Linked DNA regions of Homo sapiens: region 2 is linked to region 1. Evidence: chromatin loops called from intact Hi-C (ENCODE). Cell type or tissue: CD4-positive, alpha-beta T cell. All regions are shown on one strand. Links, peaks and the distances in the headings refer to the core of each region. The heading gives the core; the rest is flanking DNA.

The links. Peaks named below come from ENCODE experiments on the same cell type or tissue, not always from the same donor. Only the 100,000 strongest peaks of a DNase experiment are listed, where the experiment ranks them.
Region 2: a loop joins it to region 1, with 2.6 times the contacts of the local background. A loop is called at or near these places in 67 of 110 quality-filtered maps.

The regions. Positions count from the first base shown.
Region 1 is chr16:17,273,613-17,281,612 of GRCh38, forward strand. All of the region lies in intron 2 of XYLT1 (xylosyltransferase 1), which reads right to left. Among named protein-coding and RNA genes, the nearest start is that of XYLT1, 190 kb to the right of the region's middle. In CD4-positive, alpha-beta T cell, for the core only: no CTCF peak of the experiment used is centred there; a DNase peak (open chromatin) is centred at 4,679.
Region 2 is chr16:17,471,250-17,487,249 of GRCh38, forward strand. LOC105371106 (a long non-coding RNA gene) reads right to left here and starts at 12,440. Exons shown (of 3, transcript XR_933144.3): 1 at 12,278-12,440; 2 at 9,263-9,369; 3 at 1-855. RefSeq lists an enhancer at 1-206. In CD4-positive, alpha-beta T cell, for the core only: CTCF peaks have their summits at 5,707 (motif pointing right) and 5,907; a DNase peak (open chromatin) is centred at 5,642; H3K27me3 peaks cover 227 bases.

The sequences.
Region 1 (8,000 bases), core at 1-8,000:
GTGGGCAGATCACTGGAGTTCAGGAGTTCGAGGCCAGCCTGGCTAACATGATGAAACCCTGTCTCTACTGAAAATATCAAAATTAGCCAGTTGTAGTGGTGGGTGCCTGTAATCCCACCTACTCGGGAGGCTGAGGCAGAAGGATCGCTTGAACCCGGGAGGCAGAGGTTGCAGTGAGCCAAGATCATGCCACTGCACTCCAGCCTAGGCGTCACAGTGAGAATCTGTCTCAAAAAAAAAAAAAAAAAATTGAGAAGTGCTAATGTTGTTGCACCCATCATTCATTCGGTCAGTCAGTCAGTCATTCGTTTATTTTGGAGACAGGGTCTCGATCTGTCGTCCAGGCTGGAGCGCAGTAGCATGATCTCGGCTCACTGCAACCTCTGCCTCCCGGGTTCAAGTGATTCTCCTGCCTCAGCCTCCCAAGTAGCTGGAATTACAGGTGCACGTCACCATGCCTGGCTAATTTTTGTATTTTTAGTAGAGACAGCGTTTCACCATGTTGGCCAGGCTGGTCTGGAACTCCTGACCTCAAGTGATCCACCTGCCTCAGCCTCCCAAAGTGCTGGGATTACAGGCATCATCATTTAAATAATAAAACATATTATCTGTTTATAAATTGCTGTCATATATTTCTTCTTCATACTATTTTAGCAGTCTATTGATCTTTTTTAGAGTTGTGGGTGTTTAAGTAGGATAGAATAAGGCTGGATTTCATTTCTGGTTGGGTGAAAGGAATGTTTTAAAAGATTTGTGACATTGAGCAGGGCTGGGTCTGCTGGGGTTAAAATCACAGGTTTATTCATTCCACATATGTTATTTGGGTGTCCACTCCCTGACAGATGGGGCAGGGGAAAAGGATATAGGAAGGGGAACTAAAGTATGCTTCCTGCTGTTGGTGGAATTCTGAGAAAAGAGAGGAAAGTAAGTATGAATATAAGTTATTTTAATATAGGACCAAAAGGGAGTGTAGGGATGGGTGTGCTCAGGATTTGAATTTCATCAAGGGTGTGGAGCCTCACATGGTCTGGGGTCCAAGGAGAATGGAGGAGACTTCACAGAGAAAGCAGTTTTCCAGCCTCATCTTGAGAAGAAAGGAGCAAGACAGACAAAGGAAAAAAGGGCTTTCCAGGCAAGGGCAAAGCATGTGCAAAGGTGTGGTGAGAGGACCAGCCCAACTCCTTTTATAATAACAACGATCCCAGCTAACACTTAGTGAACATTTACTCTAATGACTGAGCTACACACTTTATATAGATTATCTTTAAAACTCTCAGAGCAGGGCCGGGCACGGTGGCTCACATCTGAAATCCCAGCACTTTGGGAGGCTGAGGCGTGGGAATTACTTAAGCCCAAGAGTTCAAGAGTAGCCTGGCCAACATGGTGAAACCCTGTCTCTACTGAAAATACAAAAATTAGCTGGGCGTGGTGGTGTGCGCCTGTAATACCAGCTACTCGGGAGGCTGAGGGAGGAAAAACGCTTGGACCTGGGAGGTGGGGGTTGTAGTGAGCCAATATTGCGCCACTGCACTCCAGCCTGAGCAACAGAGGGAGACTCCATCTCAAAAATAAACAAACACATCAACAAACAAAAAACCCCAGAACAACTCTATTGGGTAGGTGCAATTAGTATCCACATTTCACAGGTGAAAGTATGGAGGCATAGAGAGGTTAAGTAACTTGCCTCAAATCACACAGCATGGTTATAAACTTACATTGTTACTCCTGTGGGCTGTTAACAACTACGCTTGGCTCAGTGCCCCACAGGTTTCTAAAGTCCCCCCCAGGAGGAAACACCACTTCCACCAAAGGCCCTGGAAGAAAGCAATCACTAAGTGAGCTGATCTTTGGCCTGGGGTGGGGAAGGGAGGAGTCCAGAAGTAAGAGAGTTATCTGAAAAGCCTGGGTTCCTGGTGTAAAGTCCTCTTGCCTGGCTGCCTGTGATTCATTCTCTACCTCTGTTATTTGAGATTCATTTCTAGGTTGGTGCCACGCCCCTGACTCCTGAAAGCCACAAACCACAATATTCTATTTGTCCCCTGGTTTTATTTCCCTATACACCTTCTCTGTCTCTCTTGATTCAACTCCCAGGAAGCCCTCTTGTCCTAACCATCATCCTTCCTCCCCAACATTCTCCGATCCAGGTCCTCTGGGACGGGGCACTTAAGGAGACAAATGGGTCTCCTGCTGTTGAAAAACACCCAGTTTTCAAACTCATCCTTTGCCTGTGTGGGCCCTATCCCCCACACACACCCTGCCACAGTGGGTAATGAATGGTTCACTTGTAAGCTCATTACCGCAGGGCCTCTAAAGAAATGGAAATGCTCACGGAGCCAGAGACATAAATAAGGAGAGGCGCCTGTAAATAAATAAATATAGATGCACATACACACACACAAACCCAGTTAATTTCTATCATCTGAAAGCCGGAACCATTTGGGGTGGGGAGAGAGAGAAAGAAATAGGCTCCTAATATTGCCATCCATGTGATTTCAGAACTGAGCTTCCCCAGAAGCTGCTAATAAATTATTTTTACTATGCAGAGGTACAAATGAATATGCTGCTGTCACCCCCTAAATCTCCTTTATGAGCATGTGTTTGCCTTGGCCCAACCTACTGGGGACAGGGGCTTCCGAGCAAGTTTTCATTGGCCAAGTTCCTGAAGGAGGCTGCCATCTTGAAGGTCTGCTCTCTGTAAGCTGCGGGTGCCCCACTGGCACTTCCTGTTTATGCCTGAGGTTGGCATGGCCTGCAGGACATCCAATGTCGATTGGAAGGCCACAGGAATCAAAGTGACAGCAGTGCCTACACTCAAGCTTTTGGAAAATGATTTCTGCAGCCTGGACTGAGAGCTGCTGTTCACAAGATGGAATGTACCCCTCTTGGCCATATACTTCAATAGGCCCTGACATTTTCTACCAAGTTTCAGGGTGGATATGCAAAAACCTCATCACTACCAACTTTCGCGTGCACTGTCATCATCCAGAAGGAAACTCTGGTCACTCCCTTTGGAGGCAGTGTATCCAATGTCCAGTTCTCCAACTGTTCAGAGCAAGAAGTAGGCCATGGAAATCATGGTGATCATGATATGCTACCAGGACACGATGGGCACCGTCCGATGAAGTTGTTATAAATGTATGCCCTGGAGTCACTCTTGAGGATCTGAAATCCAGCTCTACCACTTCCCAGCTGTGTGACCTAGGGAAAGTCGTTTACCCTCTCTGAGCCTTGCTTTCCTCCTACGTAAACTATCTATAATATCAAAACCTCGCAGGGCTAAAAAGATACGCTGACTTAACCAGTGCAAAGACACAGTTCAGAATAGTTAGCAGTTAATAAAAGGTAGCGGTTACCCACATCATTTCATGCGAACTCCTACAACGACTTTTCATACATTCATTCACAGATATTTACTGAGTGCCAAGTACATCTTAGGTGCTGGGGACATGTCTGTGAATAAGACAGACAGATGCCTGCTCCTATCGAGCTTATATTTTAATAGCATGAGACAGACAACCATCCTACCAACAACTCAATAAACAGATTCTATCACAATGTTGGGCATCTGTTATCTATTTTTATCTATTTTATTTTTATAATTTCAACTTTTATTTTAGATTCTGGGGATCCCTGTGCAGGTTAGTTGCATGTGTGTATTGTGTGATGCTGAAGTATGGAGTATGATTGACCACTTCACCCAGGTAGTGAGCGTAGTACCCAATGGTTAGTTTTCTAACCCTTGTCCCCCTCTAGAAGTTCTCGGTGTCTACTGTCACCACCTTTTTGCTTTTTGTTTTTCCAGACAAAGTCTCTGTCATCCAGGCTGGAGTGCAGTGGCGCGATCTCCAATCACTGCAACCTCTGCCTCCGGGGTTCAAGAGATTCTCCTGCCTCAGCCTCCTGAGTAGGTGGGATTACAGGGATGCACCACCACACCCAGCTAATTTTTGTATATTTAGTAGAGACGGGGTTTCACCATGTAGGCCAGGCTGTTCTCGAACTCCTGACCTCCTGTGATCCACCTGCCTCGGCCTCCCAAAGTGCTGGGATTACAGGGGTGAGCCCCCGGGTTCAACCTACTGTTTTCATCTTTATGTTCACGTGTACTCAATGTTTAGATCCTAATTCCAAGTGAGAACATGTGGTATGTAGTCTTCTGTTCCTGCGTCATTAATTTGCTTAGGATAATGGCCTCCAGCTGCATCCATGTTGCTGCAAAGGACCTGATTTTGTTCTTTTGTATTACCCACTGTTCCCAGATGTGGGAACTGAGGCTCACAGCGGTTATCTCAGCAGGTTTATGAGCCAGAGTTGTCCCACCCAGGAGAGTTTTGGAAGTGAGAGGAGCAACCAGCAAGAGAGGCCGGCTGCCTGGCTGACAGGTAAAAGCTTTGTTTCCTCCTCCTCCTGCCCCTCCTGCCATGATTGACAGAGTGAGACGCCTCCCTGCGAACATGAGGCATCTAGTTCGGGTAGACAGTTTGCTACTGGAGAAGTTCCTTATTCAAGGGGCTGAGCAGTAGTGGCACCTTTTCGTGTATGACCAGCCAGCCGTGCCCAGACTTCTGAAGTCTGGCTGGATTCAGACACCGAACTCCCTTTAGTCCTCAAAGGACCCATGAAACACCCAACACAAGGTGGTTCCAAGAGACCCGGTGGACCGCAGTTGTTCAGGCCACTAGATGGCTCTTTCTGTGAAATTTGCAGAGAGCAAGCCGGCAGCTGCACCTTGATACTGAAGCCGGGCTGCTTCCCTTTGGACAGTCAGGACGCATCTCCGAGAAGTTCTTCTTCATTGCCGCAGGTGGGTGGGTCACTACCTCTTCCTTTAAGGGGTATTCCCATTAAGGCTTTTCACTTCAGAGGAGTTTGACAAGGCGAGACTGGGATTTCCACACTGTCTACTAAATCAAAGTCATTGCCATCATGCAACTTTCTGCTAACTTTCCCAGCTTCAAGGGAAAAGTGGAGCTTCATGGAGCTCCACTTCATCATCTGTTGGCTTCACATCATCCCATCAGAGACAAGCTCCATATAACAGCATCTACTGTTTACCCAAGATTTTGCACGATTCTCTTGTTTCATCCTCCCATTTATCTTTGGTGGAGATATTATCCGATGAGATAGAAAAGTAAACTGTGGCACAGAAAGGGGGTTACATGACTCAGGCAAAGTCGCCCAGGAAGCAAGGGGCAAGGCTGGGATCCATCCTAGGTCTGATTCTGAAGCTTGTACTCTTCACTTTACAGCCTCATCTATGCACAGGGAAGATCCTCCTGAGCTCTGCAAGTGTCCAAACTTAGAATGGGCAACCAAGGCTGACTGTGAACATTTCCTTCCTGGTTGGGCTTTAGGAAGAGAAGCGAAATTTGCCTATTACCTCTACACACCTCCTGAGACCAGGAGAATCCTGGGTGACACCAGGCATTCAAGGATTTCATGATACAGTCTCTCCCTCCCTAATGCACCTTTCAGCGTTGCTACTGGGACAGCATTTCCTGTGCCTTTTTAAATTTAATCCTCTTCACAGCCCTCTCAAGAGGCAGCGCGGCTCTGTGATCAGGAGCATGAATGCTAAAGCCAGACTACCTGGGTTCTCAACTTAGCCGTGCCGTTTTGAAGCTGTGTGACCTTGGGCAGGTTTCCCAGCTGTAGCCAGCTCATGGAGTTGAAATGAGAATTAAGTCAATGTTGGGAAAACACTTAGGACAAGGCCTGGAACACAAATTGTAGCTGTTACTAGTATGATCATTAATAGTAGTATGTCCTTTTTCAACATTTGAGTAAACAGAGGCTCAGAGAGGTGAAGACACTTCCTTAAGGCCACACAGATCAGGGATTTAAGCCATAGCACCAGACCTGGGAGCCAAGCTAATATTCCCTCTCCAACACAGCCCCTTCAAGTCCCAGGCTGGAAGTGAGCTGCCCTTCTTAGCAGTGAAACACCTAGAAAATTGGCTGACAATTTATCGAGGGCGTCTTCAACAAGTGTGTCATTTTGGATACACTGTGGGCTAACTATTGGTGCAGAGAGTGGGCTGAGGGGTCAGCTTCTTCAGCATCTGGCTTCATCCATCTCTGGGTCATTGATGGCTTCTGTCAAGATGGCCAAAGAAGACCACGAGAGTCAGGCTAGGCCTCCTCCTCTGCATATTAATTACAGCCAAGGCAAAATGTGGCCACAGCAGCAGTTAGGGGACAACAGGACCCTGCAAGTCCTCAAGCAGTCAGGCAGAGGACACCTTGGGCACCCCGCCCTCTGCCCAGCACAATCTTCCGTGGCACTGCCGAGGACCTCAGCAAGATGCAGACCTCCAGGGATGTCAGCCTGTCTCCTCCTCTAGGTCTGTCCTCTTTCTGTCCCTCTGTTTGTCCCTCTCCCCTCTCTCAACCACCTCTCCATCATTCTGCAATCAACATCCTGCCCATGGTCAGGGATATCTAAAAAGCTATCCAGGCTGGGCGTGGTGGCTCATGCCTATAATCCCAGCATTTTGGGAGGCCAAGGCAGGCAGATGACTTGAGGTCAGGAGTTTGAGACCAGCCTGGACAACATGGCGAAACCTCGTCTCTAATAAAGCTACAAAAATTATCCAGGCATGGCGGCAGCACCTGTAATCCCAGATACTCGGGAGGCTGAGGTGGGTGAATCGCTTGAACCCAGGAGGAAGAGGTTGCAGTGAGCCAAGATCGTGCCACTGCACTCCAGCCTGGGTGACAGAGCAACACTCTGTGTCAAAATAAATAAATAAATAAAAAGCTATTCATCTTCTGAAGAATGGAGGTGGTCAGATTTTGTCTTATTTTCTGAAACATACTTCAATATTTTCCTAATACAAATATGTGTCAGATATAAAAAATTCCAATACAATCTAGATTTATGAAATAATTCAAAATGTATTAAAATGTACAGAAAAATAATACAGTGCCCTTCCATGTACCAATTTTGTTATGTTTTATTCAATTATTTAAAGAAATTAGACTTTGCAGAGACAACTGGGAAGTTCCTCCCAGCTTTCAACCACCATCTCCCAACCCAGAGGACACTTCTATCCTTCACATTCATGTATTTATATTTTTAGTTAATACGTATGTGTTCACATACAATGTATAGTGTTATTTTGTGTATCTGTAAGTTTGACAAAAGGGCACCGTGCTGTAAATATCTCCTTTGCGTTTGCTTGTGTCATTCAATATTAGCATTTCTACCCCCATCTCCTCTCTCCTTTTATTTTCTCTCTTCTCAATTCTTCTTCCCTCAGGTAACATGATGCAGAAGGAATGACAGCATTTAGTTCACCAATTCTCAGCCTTGCCTTCCCATTGGACTAATCTGGGAGCCTTCACAAAATGCAGATGCCCAGGTGCCCACACGGGAGATACTGGTTTAGTGGGTTGGGGCTGGGCCTGGGAATCACGATTTCTAAAAGCCCCCAGACAGCGAGGGGTAAGCAACTGGATTTGGCCCCTCTTTCAGCTTTGGGTACCTGCTGTGAATCAAGGTCACTCCTGCTCAGAGGCCAGGTGAAGGAAGCATCTGATAGGCTGGCCTGCAGCATCCAGGGGAGCGGCTGAAGGACAGGTACTAGAGCTGGAGGCAGGCATCAGAGCCCCAGTGCCCGGTCACGCCCGGGGTTGTGACTCTGCTTGGCTCCATGCAGCATCCAGGGGAGTGGTGGAAGGACAGGTACCAGAGCTGGAGGCAGGCATCAGAGCTCCGTTGCCTGGCCACACCCGGGGTTGTGACACTGCTTGGCTCCATGGTACTCTGTGGACCCTGCTCCCACCATCTGTAAACTGAGTGTGCTGGGTGAGGGCAGTACTTCCTAACACTTCCTCCCTTCACTGGATAATTTTACTTGGCTCACATTTAAACATAAACATTTATGTTGTTAAAAAAAATGATGGTCATGATTCCTAAAATTCAAACAAAAGGAAAAAGGAACAATGCTATGGAACCCTGGCTAGACCAAGTTGCCTGGCTAAGGCTCTGAACCCAG
Region 2 (16,000 bases), core at 1,852-9,851, 200 kb after region 1:
GGGCCGCTGGAAGGAGGCAGTGCGTGGAGGAAGCTCCTAGCCCCGGAGTTCGCGGTCCAGGGATCTTCTGTCGGTACCAGACCGGTTGGCAGGTGGACACGTGAGAAACATTTCAGGAGTGTCAGAGCCACAGTCTGATCCCTTCATCCTGGGCTTGAAGGGGTGGGGAGGAGGCTTTGGGTGAGTTTCTGGAGTTAATCAGCACAAGCTCTGTGAGTGACTCCTGAATCACACACAATCCCCGGTGCCAACGATGTACTAAGTGTTCACTGAGTCACTTCTCTGGTCCCTGAGGACTCACAAGCCAAGAGACTCCAAACCCAGTTGGCAAGTGGTATAGCGGCAAAAGGGAGACCCGTGGAGTTACTCAACCTTCGCAGGATGCAAGCCCCAAAGGCTGGCCCCGCAGCCTCCCAGCGTGTCCTTTTCCCCATCCATCCTGAAGTCCCCCTTCCTGTCTGCACAGGGCCCAGGTCCTGGGGAAACAGGTCTTGCTCTTGAAAGTGGAGTTCTTTCCCATCCTGACTGGTCTGTCCCGGTGACCTTGAGCCAGGAGGAGGAGGACTCCTCCCTGAGCCCAAGCTTTCTCCTCTGTCGTTTAGGCAGAATGATCCCAATGGACTCAAATTTCATCCCGAGCCTTCTCTGACTCAGTCTTTCTGGTTTTTCCCTCCCTTGTCCTCTTGCCCAGGGCTTTATACACAGCAGCGCAGAACAGTGAGCATATGGGATGGCGTTGGTGTCCCATACGGGACCTAGCACTCTGGGAATACAACAGCAGATCAAATCAGTTTGTGAATTGAGGACTTGGCGTGAATGCTTCGCATCTTGTCTGCTGTGCTTTTTCACCTCATCCTAATTTACAAAGAGAAGAAAGTGGAGTGTAATGAAGGCTCATCAGACAATGAGGCAGGGAGTGGGAAGAGATTGTTTCATCCACTCCACAAGCATCCGTGAATACAAAGCTTGTGTCAGACACTGGGCCAGGTGCACGCATCCAAAGGTGAATGAGGTTTAATCTCATCTTCAGCAAGCCTGAGGTCTAGAGAAGCCTGATGTGGATGTTAATCATTAAAATATAGTGAGATAGGCCTGGGCGCGGTGGCTCATGCCTGTAATCGCAGCACTTTGGGAGGCCAAGACAGGAGGATCACCTGAGGTCAGAAGTTCGAGATCAGCCTTGCCAACATGGTGAAACCCCGTCTCTACTAAAAATACAAAAATTAGCCGGGCATGGTGGCACACACCCCTGATCCCAGCTACTCAGGAGGCTGAGGCAGGAGAATCTCTTGAACCCAGGAGGCAGAGGCTGCAGTGAGCCGAGATCACACCACTGCACTCCAGCCTGGGTTACAGAGCAAGACTCCATCTAAAAAACGTATATATAAATATATATATATTGTATATATATATATTATATATAATGTATATAATAAATATATTATATATAATATATTTATATATATGTACATATAATATATATAATATATAATATATAACATATATATAATATATATATTTATATGTAAATATATATAATATTATATATATATATATGGTGAGATAAGCATTGCTGTAGAGATGTGCAAAAATGCTAAGGGTTCATGAGGGCAGGACGGGAGTAAGCGCCAAGAAAAAATGCTTTCTGAACCCATGTAATTAGCCAGTCCACTTGCCTGAACAAGAAAAGTATAAAATGTATGCTAGTGGGGGTTGTAAACTCCAAACCAATCAACCTTAGTTGTATCTAAAGCTTAGCCAGGCATGTAGCCTGGCATAGAGGCCTTCCCTTTGGGCCCAGCACCCCTAACCAGGAGTAAAAGACCAGAGGCAAGTTTCTAGGGCCACCAGTCATCTGTTTATCAGTTGGGGATATTTTGTTTACAAGCAATAACATCTATTACTAACAGTAATAAGACTTAAGTCTATCTTTTAAGTCTTTTTTTTTTTTTTTTTTTTGACACAGTCTCACTCCATCACCCAGCCTGGAGTGCAGTGGTGTGATCTCAGCTCACTCCAACCTCTGCCTCTTGGGTTCAAGTAATTCTCATGCCTCAGCCTCCCGAGTAGCTGGGATTACAGGCATGTGCCACCACGCCCAGCTAATTTTTTTTTTAGTACAGACGAGGTTTCACCATGTTGGCCAGGCTGATCTCAAACTCCTGACCTCAGGTGATCTGCCTGCCTCAGCCTCCCAAAGTGCTGGGATTACAGGCATCAGCCACTGTGCCCAGCCCGGTCTGTCTTAAAAATATACTTTACTGGATCATGTAGCTGAACATTGCAGAGGAAAGGCTTCAGGTGAGGTTTGATCTAGCAACTCACAATTATCACCTGGGATTCCTTTTCTTTCCATCTCTCCTCTCTGCTTTCCATGGAGTCTACCTTATTCCCTCTTGATGTCACACGATGCCTGGCCTCAGCTGCTGCGACTACTTTGTATCCTGTGTTCATTTCTAGCCCAGGGAAAGGAGGGTCAGTATTTCCCAGGATTTTCCTCAAAGGTTCGGAGATTTTTTTTCTGATTAGACCAGTCTTAAGTTCTGGGTCACTCCGAGACCAATCAGTGTGGCCAGGAAGTTAGAAAATGCCGATCAACTTGGCCAAGATCCCATATTTCACCTCCGCCATTGGGGTGAAGCCAGCCTCCCTGTAACAACTTGGATGCCCTATAGAGATCAGGGTCTGATGGGAAAGAAGTAGGTGCAGGGAACAGATTCCATCATTTATTCCACGCAGCCTCCCGAGGTTATATGACCTTGGCCAAGCCACCTCCCCTCCCAGGACTTAGATTTCTTTAGTGCCAAATGAGGGGTTGGAGGAGACAGCCCCCAAGATTTCACATGTTGCCAGAACGCTCTCTTAGTGTCTCAGCAGAGCTTCTCAACCCAGCAGAGGCTGCTCTGGAGCCTCTTGGCAACCCTGCCCTCTGGCTCATCTTTGCTTCAAGGTCTCTGGCCGCATTTTTCCCGTTAGCAGCAATGATGTTATCTGCTTCCTCCACATCTCACATTTAACCACAGTCCTTTGGGGCCCACCCTCTGGCTCCACTCCCTCAGGGGCCAGGGGCTTAAGGAGTGAGGTTAAGGATCTGGGCTCCAAGTCCCTGGAGAGAGAGTTGTTTGTTTATCTCAGACTTATAAAAAGCCATGCAAGAAAGAGGTTTAAAGGCTCCAGGCGGGTTATGGACGCCATAAACAGCTTATGTGATGGTTTTAGGATGAAAAATCACCCGAGATCGAAGAATAGGAAGGCAAGCTTCTGGGGTCACTGGAGCTGTCTTCCTGCACCTCAAGAATCTTTGGGTAAGGAGGTGAGACAAAGATGAGATCAGAACAGCGGGTGGCTTGGAGTGGGAGAAGGGCGTGAATTTTGACGAATCTGCAGTGCACATGTATCTCAGTACCAGGGGGCGCAGTTGGTTTGGGCAGTGCCAGAACCCCTGGGAGCAGGGGCCGGGCATCATGTCTTCTAAGCCAAACCAAGCAAAAGCAGCCACTTTGCATTCGAAGGGGCCCCGGCTTTGGCTTCCACTGTGGTGTAAAAGCGAGACAGGCAGAGCTTGATGTATAAGACAGAGCCGAAAGCACCGCCTGAGACTCCAGCGGCAGCCCTAGCAACAGCAGTGAGAGTCCTTAGAATTTTTAAAGCTCATTCAGTCATTCAACAAAGATGTATTGGACCCTATTATGTGCCGGACGTCATGCTGGGAAAGCAAACTATAGGCGTGTAGAAGATTTCCTAAGGAACTCTGCTCTTAAAATATCGTTCCTAATCTCACTTGACCAAGAGCCAGAGCTCTGAAGAAGCCCCAGACTGATCTGTGGGATTCCCTCCCCACCTCCACCCCAAATCTTGTTTCATCGCCATTTTCCAGTGAAGGGGGGAGTAAATCAGTTAATCAGTAGTTTTCAGCTCCTAGGTGTGCCCAGCACTGAGCTCGGGGCTGTGAGAGAAAGTGGAAGGCCAGGGGGAAAGGGTTCTTCTCTCTCAAGGAGCTGTCAGAAGAGGTCATGGGACAAGACAGGCGCGGGATGGGGTCAGAGGAGGGGGCAGCCACAGCGGAGTCAGTGTGCAAAATGGTTAAGAGTCAGATTTCCCAGGTTTACTCAGCTCTGCTACTTTTTGACTCGGATTTCTAAGTATCAGTTGTTTACCTCGAGGCCTCAGTTTTCTCATCTGTAAAATGAGGCTGATAAAAGGGCCATTCTCATAAGTTTCTTATAAGGATTCAATGAGATAATCCATAAGAAAGGCTTTTTCCTATAGTGACTGACACATAGTAAGTGCTCCGTAAATGTTAGATGATATGTGTCTTATTTATTTTTCTTCATTTATTTGAGACAGGTTCTCACTCTGTTGATCAGACTGGAGTGCAGGGGCACAATCATGGCTCACTGCAGCCTCAAACTCCCAGGCTCAAGCAATTGTTTGGCCTCAGCCTCTCAAGTAGCTGGGACTACAGGTGCACGTCACCACACCCACTAATTTTTTATTATTAATTTTTATTTTATTTATTAATTTTTATTTATTTTGTTATTAGTTTTTATTAGTAACAGTAGGGCACTGCCAATTATGAGTGTCCAAAGGTATCCAGGGCTGCCTGGAGAAAGTAGCACTAAAACCTCATCCTCGACTTTGATAGAAGATTGCACATACCCCCAAGGGTTAGGACCAAGTCTCATTCATCTCTACTTTTTCTGGTGCTTTGCACAGTGCAGGGCACTGAATACATTTTGGGGGTGGAATGAACACTGATCTATGGGGCAGGTAGGAATGAGCCTGGGATGCTGGCAGGTTGGAACCCCATGCTTAGAAGTTCAAGGAACCCAAGTTCAAACACCATCTCGGCAACTTGTTAGTTGTGTGATGTTAAGCAGGTTAGTTAATGTCACCAAACCTCGATACTCTCAACTGTAAGTAGTGAAGAAAAATAATACGTATGTTTTAAGGCTGGGGGGTTGGAGGCAGGGAAATGGGGCAGTGTATATAGCAGAGTGTCATACAGTTTATACAAAATGATAGCACCGGCCAATAGCAGTGTTGAAGGAATATTAGCCTGGTTGCATTGGCAGGGTGGTCTGTAAAGCAATGTTCTCCCCTTGCCTCAATGCTCCTGCCCCAGGTGCCAGAGAGCTAGGGCTGGATATGCCTTCTGCATTTAAATAAACTTCAGCCTAAGAGTTAAATTTAGCCAAATACATTCTTTTTTAAAATTTCGATCATGCATTTATTTCTTTTTGGTTTATTAGAGCCTGTTTTCACCCAGACTCTACAAATTTTGCTCTTGAAAAATTAAAAAATTCCCCCTACGTTTCACTTCTGCGTTGAGACAGAAATCATGAACAGGTGGGTCACCTGTTTCTGAGTGTCAGTGAGTGGTACGCTGAACACCCTCCCAGCCCACTAGGAATCCCAGAGTCTCTCCAATAAGCATTTGCAAGTGCAAGGATTCCACGTGGAGGTCAGAGGAGCCAGGACCTTGAACGTCCCTGGAGCCCCACCCACAGCATGCGAGGTCACAGACAGACAGGCATCACCTGTACCTCTTTCCCCAGTGCAAGAGAAAGAAACAGCCTCTGATCAGACCACAGGCATAGGCAGGTGACAAACCCCGCCAGGAGCCCAGCTGTGCTTCTGCTGAAATCCGCAGGCTTCCAGGCTAATCATCTACCCAATGCATCAGCAGAGGGAGCTCTAGGTAGTAAATAACATTCCTCTGACTGCAGAGTTTCCTGTAAAAAAAATCTGGAGACAGCAAAGGAAAGCGAGGTCCTATGTGGAGAGGGCACCTACCATGTGTGCAGAAGAAAATCACACCAATTTGCAAGAGTAGGGTGTTGGGGCAGGAGTGGGAGATGGGAAAGAGAGAAGAAAATCAGAAAGCACCACATTGCTTAAGAGATGATCTGAATTTGTTTTGTCTCAGCACTTTGACCTTCTAAGGACTCACAGCCTCTATGCTACCCTTGCAAGGCTCTGATGTTTGAAAAGGGGACGCAGTCCAAGTCTCAGACTACACTGGCAGACATTTTTTTTCTTTAAATGTTGATTGTGGGCTGGGCGTGGTGGCTCATGCCTTGTAATTTCAGCAGTTTGGGAGGCCGAGGCAGGTGGATCGCTTGAGGCCAGGAGTTTGAGACCAGCCTGGCCAACATGACGAAACCCCATCTCTACTAAAATGACAAAAATTAGCCGGGGATGATGGTGCATGCCTGTAGTCCCAGATACTTGGAAGGTGGTGGTCACAATGAGCCAAGATTGTGCCACTGCACTCCAGCCTGGGCGACAAAGCAAGACTCCATCTTAAAAAAAAAAAAAAAAAAAAAGTTGATTATATGTGTTATGGGTGCCTAATCTAACCCCTGGGGCCATAGGCTTATTTATGACTGTGGCAATGACAAGGATGACAATGATGACGATGACGGCAATAAGAGCGAACATTTATTGAGCACTTACTAGGTGCCAAGCCGTATATTGAGGACTTCAACAAATCATATTCACCAAATATTTGTTGAGAATTGATTCAATACTTAGGACAGTGTTCATGCCAGGGATTCATGGGAATTCATCCACGGATAAGACACAGAAAGTCCCTCCTGTCATCAAGCTTGCATTCTAAGGAGGCAGACAGGTCAAGACAAACAAATATATAAACAAGTAATATCAGAGAGTGATAAGTGCTATGAAAAAAATAAAAAGAGGCTGAGCATGGTGGCTCACGCCTATAATCCCAGCACTTTGGGAGGCTGAGGCGAGGCGGGAGGATTGCTTGAGTCCAGGACTTTGAGACCAGCTTGGGCAACATAGCCAGACCTCTTTTCTACAAAGAAAAATAATTTAAAAATTAGGGTTGGTAGTGCTCACCTGTAGTCCTAGCTACTTGATTCTTTGTGCCCAGAAGTTCAAGACTACAGTGAGCTAGATTGCACCACTGCACTCCAGCCTGGGTGTCAGATAAAGACCCTGTCTCAAAAAAAAAAAAAAAAAAAAAAAAAGAAAGAAAGAAAAAGAAAAGGAAGCTGACTTGCTAGAGTGACTAAAATAGGACAAGGGGAAACAGGCTGGTCAGGGCAGACCTTACCCAGACAATGACACTGGAGTGTTGATAACCTTCTCAAGAAATGTGACTGTTTAACAACTCTTACTCCATTTATGCATCAAGCATCATCTACTGACTGAACAAATAACTGTAGATCCATTTTTCAAATGTGTGATATATAAATGATGCTAAATTCATTGTCATTCTTTGGGCATTTTGGATTTTCTTAAAGTGATTAGTAATAACTATTTGCATGGTCATGATGGGAGCTATGGAATGGGTTAGGAAAAAGTTCACCAAAAAAGAAAAGAGTTAAAAATATCCATCTCACCAAAGAAGAATTGAGAGCAACTAATGTATTAGATCTCAAATATTTTTGGTCCAAATACTTTTTTAATTTCTTAACTTTACCCTCCTCACCCCTCTCAAAGGTTCTGTATGCCACAGATGTTTCTATTTAGCCCCTGTATCTTTAAGTCGGCAGGCTGAGCCCCGTAGTCCCCAAATCACCTCTCCCATCTTGTTTGTAGCTTCTTCTCTGCACCCCAATGTCAACCCATCCTGCACCTATTGCTATTTCTCTCTGTGTCTCTCAAATCTCTTTTACCTGAACCCCTAAGAATTCTATTCCACAAGGGCTAAGTGTACGGTGTTGGGGGCGGGAGTGGGAGATGGGGAGGAGGGAAGAAAATCAGAAAGCACCACATTGCTTAAGAGATGATCTGACTTTGTTTTGTCCCAGCACTTTGACCTTCTGAGGACTCACAGCCTCTGTGCTTCCCTTACAAGGCTCTCCTTGCACCTGCCCTCTAAGAACTCTATTCCACAAGGAAAACAGAAGTTCACTGGAAGCCTGTTTGATATGCCAGAGTCTGTTAGCTGCTTCTCAAATACCCATTCTTCCTTTCCTGTTTGGTCAAGAATTCTGATTTTAGTTGGGGTGACAATGAGCCCAAACCAAAAGCAACGGTTCTTAGCCTTCCTGTAAGTTAGGAGTGATCGGAAAGAAGACAGCAGATACAATTGGTAGAGCTCCCAAGAAATCCTTTGGGGTGGGAGGGAAGATCCTAAATAAGTTGGGATTGAGTTCCCTTTGTGCCTTGCCATTCCCATTGTTTTTTTTCTATTCTTAACTTCAGACAGGGTCTCACTCTGTCACCCCAGCTGGAGTGCAGTGGTGCAATCTCGGCTCACTGCAGCCTCGACCTCCCAAGCCCAAGCAATTCTCCTGCCTCAGCCCCCCAAGTAGCTGGGACACAGGCACCTGATACCACATCTAGTTTTTGTATTTTTAGTAGAGATGGGGGTCTCGCCCTGTTGCTCAGTCTGATCTCTAACTTCTGAGCTCAAGCAATCTGCCCACCTCAACTTCCCAAACTGTTAGGATTACAGGCATGAACCATGGTGCCCAGCCATCATTCCCATTCTTTTGGACTGGAATGTAGAAAGGATAGCTGGAGCTCCAGCAGCCATCTTGTGACCATGAGGACAGAGGCCAGTACTACAGGTGGTGAGCCAGAAAGAAAGAAACAGCTTGGGTTCCTGGTGCTCTGCTGTCTCCGGCCCATCCTTAGACTTTTCTTCACACCCAAGAATGAGCCCCATATTAGTTGGAGCCACTCAGGCTGGGTTTCTGTCTCTATAGCTGGTACGATGACGTGTCTGATAGAATGAAACAGTCTAACTGAAAGAAGCTCAGGGATAGAGGTGGGATTTGGGAAGAGCTGGAACCAGGGACCCAAACACAGAAGTCACCCGCTTTATCTCTTGCTCTGCTTCCTTCTGCCTGCTTGATTAATTCTCCCTCCTGGCAGAACAATGCTGTCCACATGGTAAGAAGCATAACTGCCACAGCTCCTGAGTGCCACACTGTACAGCCTCCATAAAGGGACAGGTTCTCCCTCTAAGGCCATGAGCCGCAAGCGGGTCCTCAATGCTGTCTCATTCGCTGCATTTTGCTGGTCTTGTCACTCTCCCAGGCATGAAGCCACCAGCTCTCTCTCCCCTCCTGCCTCTGACTTTCCTCCTTCCCCACTTGCCTGAGGACCTTGCTTCCCAGGTTGACAAGGGAGGGGGAAGGAAGCTTCCCACCAAGCTCCTGCCATTTAATTTCCCCACTTTTCTACATCGGTGTCGCGGACTGTTTTTGTGAATGAACTTTCTAGGCTCCAGGTCGAGACCCACTCCTCCATCTGCCAAAGAGACCCCACCTTGTCTTACCTATCTGCGGACATCACTCCAACACTTCCATTTTCTCCTTCCTTTATCATCAGTTCTTCCTCCCGAGAGCAGCATTTCCTCTAGCATTTGAATTCCCTGGTATTTCTCTGGTTAAAAACAAAAGTTCTGACCAGGCGTGGTGGCTCATGCCTGTAATCACGCACTTTGGGAGGCTGAGGCGGGCGGATCACCTGAGGTCAGGAATTTGACACCAGCCTGATCAACGTGGTGAAACCCTGTCTCTACTAAAAATACAAAATTAGCTGGGCATGGTGGCACATGCCTGTAATCCCAGCTACTTGGGAGGCTGAGGCAGGAGAACTGCTTGAACCTAGGAGGCGGAGGTTGCGGTGAGCTGAGATTCGGCTGAGCTGAGATTGCACCATTGCACTCCAGCCTGGGCAACAAAAGCGAAACTCCATCTCAAAAACCATAAAATAAAAAATGTTCTCTCCTGGCCCCACAGCCCTCTATAGCTTCGATCTCGTGTTTCTCTTTCTTTTGCAGGAAAACTCCTCAAAAGCATTGTCTAGCTCACCGTATCTCCAATTCTTCCCTTTCCATCTTCTCCTAAGCCCTTCTAACACACACACACACACACACACACACACACACACACACACACACGCTACTCTTAAGCTCATCAGTGACCTCATTACCAGATTCAATAGTTACTTAGCCTAATGCAACAAAGGTCACAGTTGTCCCTTCCTTCCTCCTTATTTATTTCTTTGGCTTCCAGGATGCTGCTCTCTGGGTTCGCTCCTATCTCACAGCTGTTCCTTCTCAGCCTCTTTGGTTAATCCCTTCTCTTCCAGCTGTCCTCTCCCCTTCCTTACCCCAATTTTCTGTGCTGGCTTTTCCCAGGCTTTAATTCCATAGCTTTTCTTCTCCACCATCCAGATGCATGGCTATAAAGAAATCCTCTAATTCACATGTTTATATTTCCAGCCTGTACTCCTCCCCAAACTCCAAGTTCATGCACTCAGTTGCTCACCCAGCATCGCCACTTGGATGTCTAATAGACATCTCTGTCAAGAACTGAAAAAGGGGCTGGGGATTTGACCCTACTTGCAAACTAACAAGGTATTCTGCCATAGCTTCATGAATTCCAGCAGAAGACATGAGACTCCTGGATCAGAGACAAAAGATCCTATTACCCACCTCATAGCAGGCAGCATGAGCTTCATGTTTGCATCAGTTCCCTCCCTGCATCCCCCACCAAGTCTCTGGGGTGGTACAGAGGGGGTCAAGGCAGATGCTCTACACATGACTGAGAAACCTGGAGTTTTGAAAAACTCTGTATTTTATAATGAGCTGCAAGCAAATCTGCTCAACCTTTGCCCCAGAGGGAGACATTATCTTTATTAGCCTGAATAGCAAACAAATCTGCCCTCTGCCCAGAAGGGAGACACTATCTCTGCCTACTAAGGCTGTTCACAATACAAATATGAAGTTTATATGCCTTTTGATGTCTTGAAAAGGTCATCCGGAGGCCAGGCATGGTGGCTCATGCCTGTAATGCCAGCACTTTAGGAGGCCAAGGCAGGCCGATCACTTGAGCCCAGGAGTTCAACATCAGCCTAAGCAACATGGAGAAACCCCATCTCTACAATAAATACAAAAATTAGCTGTGGCCAGACATGGTGGCTCACACCTGTAATCCCAGCACTTTGGGAGGCCGAGGTGGATGGATCACCTGAGGCCAAGAGTTCAAGACCAGCCTGGTCAACATGGCAAAACCCCGTCTCTAGAAAAAAATACAAAAAAAGTAGTCAGGCTTGGTGGCGGATGCCTGTAATCCCAGCTACCTGGGAAGCTGAGGCAGGAGAATCACCTGAACCCAGGAGTTGGAGGTTGTAGTGAGCCGAGATTGCCCCACTGCACTCCAGCCTGGGCAACAGAGAGAGACTCCATCTCAAAAAAAAAAAAAAAAAAAAATTAACTGGAAGTGGTGGCTGTGCCCGTAGTCCTAAATACTCAGGAGGCTGAGGTGAGAGGATGGCTTGAGCCCGGAAGGCGGAGGTTACAGTGAGCCAAGATTGCACCACTGCATTCCAGCCAAGGTGACAGAGTCAGACCCTGTCTCCAAAAAAAAAAAAAAAAAAAAAAGTCATCCAGAATAGAAAGCCACAATGTGCAGAAATATAAACAGCCCATGGAGAATTATTTCCTAACAGTATTAAACTTATCATATCCAAAATGGAATTCTTGAACTTCCTTCCCAGCTCATGCCACCAAAAGCTTTTCCATATCAAGAGCTTTCAGTCATCACAGCTCCTGTCTTTTGCTCGTAATACGCACCCAATTCATCAGCAAATCCTGTTGGCTTCATGTTCAAAATATTTCCCAAATCAGATTACATCTCACTGTCCCCATGGCCATCACTTAGGTCCAAGCCACATTGTCTCTCCCTTGATTCCGCAGTCACCTCCTAATTCACAGCCCTGCCTCCAACCTTGCTCTGTTCTCTCCACAGCAGCCAGAGAAAACCTGATTAAACTTAGCTGCAGTGTTGTCATTCATTAGTTAACAGCAACATCAAGGGGATCCTCATTTCTCTTAGAAATAAAGCCAGTGTTCCTATAAGAGCCTGCATGGCCCCCACCATCCAGCCCCCAGCATCTCTCTCACCTGCACAAGCTATTTTCCTGCCCTTTCCTCACACCCTTCCATCACCCTGGTTTCCTTTCAGTTTCTTAAATACGCCAGGCAGGTGCTCACCTGGCGGCATTGCCCTGGTTTTTCATTATGTCTGGAATGCTGTGCACCCAGATATCTGCCTGTCTCCCTCCCTTACCTTGTCTCCCTGCCTTTTTCAAGCTTCTGAAGAAGGTGTCATCTTCTAGTTACAGTAGTTAGCTAGTCAGACATGAACAGGGCAGGAGAGGGCTCCTCCCCCACCACTAGGAATGTCAGGCAACCATGGTCAGGCAGCTGTTAACTGTCTCTCTAAAATAATAATTGGTTGCAGTCAGCACCAGGGAAAGGCAGTTTCCCAATGAACAGAAATACCTGAAACTGGTGATCAGCAGCTTCCCGATAAGATCTCAAGAGTTGGGCAAGTAGGTTCAAGCATGCACACTAAGAGGCAAAATGGCAGAGTTTAACTGGTATATGACCTCCTGGGGACATCTGACTGGTAAGGGAAGAACGCTTTAACTGAGCATGCGTACAACTCCAGGAAGCACACTCAGCATGCTTCTCTCCAGGCCACTGCTCCAGGTAACATCCTGCCCCAAGGGAAGAATCAGGGGAGAAGGGACGCAAGACCCCAGAAGCATGCCAGTGTATGACCCCAAGTCAAAGGTCAAACAGCGCACTTTATCTCTCAAGTCGCCTGCTTGGTCCTCTTCCAAGTATACCATTTTTTGTTTCATTCCTGCTCTAACGCTTTTTTTTTTTTTTTTTTGAGTTGGAGTCTCGCTCTGTTGTCGCCCAGGCTGGAGTGCAGTGGCTTGATCTTGGCTCACTGCAACCTTCCCTTCCTGGGTTCTAAGTGATTCTCCTGCTTCAGCCTCCCAAGTAGCTAGAATTACAGGCATGCACCACCACACTCAGCTAATTTTGTATTTTTAGTAGAGACGGGGTTTCACCATGTTGGCCAGGCTGGTCTCAAACTCCTGACCTCAGGTGATCCACCTGCTTTGGCCTCCCAAAGTGCGGGGATTACAGGCGTGAGACACCACGCCCAGCCATTCCTGCTCTAACACCTTTTTTTTTTTTTTTTTTTTGGAGACTGAGTCTCTCTGTCACCAGGTTGGAGTGCAGTGGCATGATCTCAGCTCACTGCAACCTCTGCCTCCCAGGTTCAAGCGATTCTCCTGTCTCAGCCTCCCGAGTAGCTAAAATTACAGGCACCCGCCACTACGCCCAGCTAATATTTTGTATTTTTAGTAGAGATGGCGTTTCACCATGTTGGCCAGGCTGGTCTCAAACTCCTGACCTCATGATTTGCCCGCCTCAGCCTCCCAAAGTGCTATGATTACAGGCATGAGCCACCGTACCCGGCCTCTAACACTTTTTAATAAACTTTCACTGCTGCTCTGAAACTTGCCTCAGTCTCTCCTTCTGCCTTATGCCCCTCAGTTGAATCCTTTCTTCCGTGGAGGCAAGAATTGAGGTTGCTGCAGACCCGTATGAATTCATCGCCAGTAACATTCTCATTTAAGCCTTTCCCAACTATCGCAGTGGAATCACAGTGCCTCAGCCAGCACCCCCAATTGCCTTGACTTTGTTTTATTGGTCTCCGAGCACTGACCACCTTGTTCACTTATTCTATTTATTGTTGTCTGTCTGTCTGACCCCATTAGATTATAAAGCCCATGAGGGCAAGGTTTTGTCTGCTTTGCTTACTGCTTAGTGCTTGGCACATGGTAAGAGCTTGATTAATGTTTGTTGATGAATTGAAGTTGAAGTCAGAGTCCAAAGACATTGCAGAAAACAGCATTGATTATCCTGCCTCACCTGGGGCGCAATGACTGGAGTTACAGGAAAGGGGTCACATAAGAAGACAGAGAAGGATCCGGTGTGGTGGCTCACGCCTGTAATCCCAGCACAACAGGAGGCTGAGGTGGAAGTATGGCTTGAGCCCAGGGGTTCAAGACCAGCCTGGGCAACATAGAAAGACCCTGTCTCTACAAAAAATTTTTATTTTTTTATTTTTTTAAAAACTTTAAGTCCTGGGATACATGTGCTGAACATGCAGGTTTGTTACATAGGTATACATGTGCCATGGTGGTTTGATGTACCTATCAACGCAGCATCTAGGTTTCAAGCCCCGCATGCATTATGTATTTGTCCTAATGCTCTGCCTCCCCTTTCCCTCCACCCCCCGATAAGCCCGGGTGTGTGATGTTCCCCTCCCTGTGTCCATGTGTTCTCGTTGTTCAACTCCCACTTATGAGTGATAACATGTGGTGCTTGGTTTTCTGTTCCTACATTAGTTTGCTGAGGATGATGGTTTCCAACTTCATTCATGTCCCTGCAAAGAACGTGAACTCATTCTAGCTGGGTGTGGTGGCTGTGCACCTGCAATCCTGCTACTCCAGGAGGCTAAAGTGGGAGGACTGCTTGAGCCTGGGAGGTCGAGGCTGCAGTGAGACATGATCATGCCACTGAACTCCAGCCTGGGCAACAGAGGGTCTCTAAAACAAAAAACAAAAAACAAAACAAAACAAAAAAAGCAAAAAAGAGGAAGAAGAAGAAATGAGAACCTATGTTAACCATGTAATGAAAAAGCCACTGGCAAGAAGGGGAGACACCAACTGTGCTGTTGATGTCGGAGGCAGGGCAACAGTGGGGGAACAAGACCCTGGACCCAAACCACTTGGGTTTGAATCTCCCATGTACTTCTTACTAACTCTGGTGTGTTGGAGAGATTGTTTCATTTTCTCCTTTCTTTTTCATCTGCAAAACTGGGGGAACACGGTACTCTCCTCCTGCGATTGTCAGGGGGCTTAAATATATGAATTAATGTTAAAAAGCACTCGAAGTAGCACTCAGCACATAGTAACATCAAATACAAGATCTGAAAACTGTTAGAAAAACAATGAGAACTTGATAAAAGAAATACATATATATTTGAAGAAATCAATATGCTTCTTTTCCATAGCAGGTAGATAAATAGAAAGAAAAATCAGTAAGGACATAGAGAAATTGCACACTGCAACCTACAAACTCAATTTAATAGATACATAGAGAAACACTTACCTTAACAGAAAGTAAATATTATCTTCTAATATCCACGGAATCTGTCATATACCTAAACATAAAGTAAACCTCAACAAATAAAATAAAAAAGATTTTTCTCAAGCCAGATTCTCCCTAATCATAATCCAATATTATAAATATTTTATTTTATTTGTTTTAATAACTTAAAAAGTGAGAAACACCACCCTAGATAATGGAATTTAATCTTTTTTAGAAGAGCAATAAATAAGAGAATATCACAAAATCAACAGAATACAACAAAAGCTATAGTCAGAGGAAAATTAATAGACTGCAAAACCTTCATTATAAAGAATGACTAATAAGACAATGAAGAAATGTATGAGCCCAGAGGTTACAATAAGAAAATAAAAGAAATTCTCCATAAAAAATAATAATGACAGAAACTGAATGTAATGAAATGGAAAGCACAAACAACAGCAGAAAGTAAAAAATCAACTCAAAAACTCATTTTTTGAAACACCAGATTAAACCCCTGGCAAGTCTGATTTAGAAAAAAAATAAATAAATAAAAATAAAAGTATAGCTATGTAAAAAAGAAAACTTAGCCAAAATCACAGAAGTAAAGGAAAATTGAAGAGAATATCACGTGCAATTCTATGCCAATACATTTGATAACCTGGATTAAGTGGCTAATTTCTTGGGAAAAAAATAAACATTAAAAATGGCCCAAGACAAGGCAGAAAACTTGGAGAAACCGATGACCAGAAAGAGATGGAAAATTTACCAGATCAGAGAGGTTCAAAGCTGAGTTGTATATAACCTTATGTGTAATAAAAAGGATTGCTCCAATGTTACTTATTCCAAGTTGTACACAGTTGTTCTCAGACTTGACTGCATGGTGGAGTCACCCAGTGAGATTTTTAAAACTAATGATGTCCAAATCCCACCCCAAGAAATATCTATTCAACTGGTGTGGGCTGTGCCAGCTATCAGCATCTTGAAACAGTTCTCCAGGTGATACAAATGTGCAAGCCAAATGTTAAATCAAGTGTAGCCTAAAGCTGT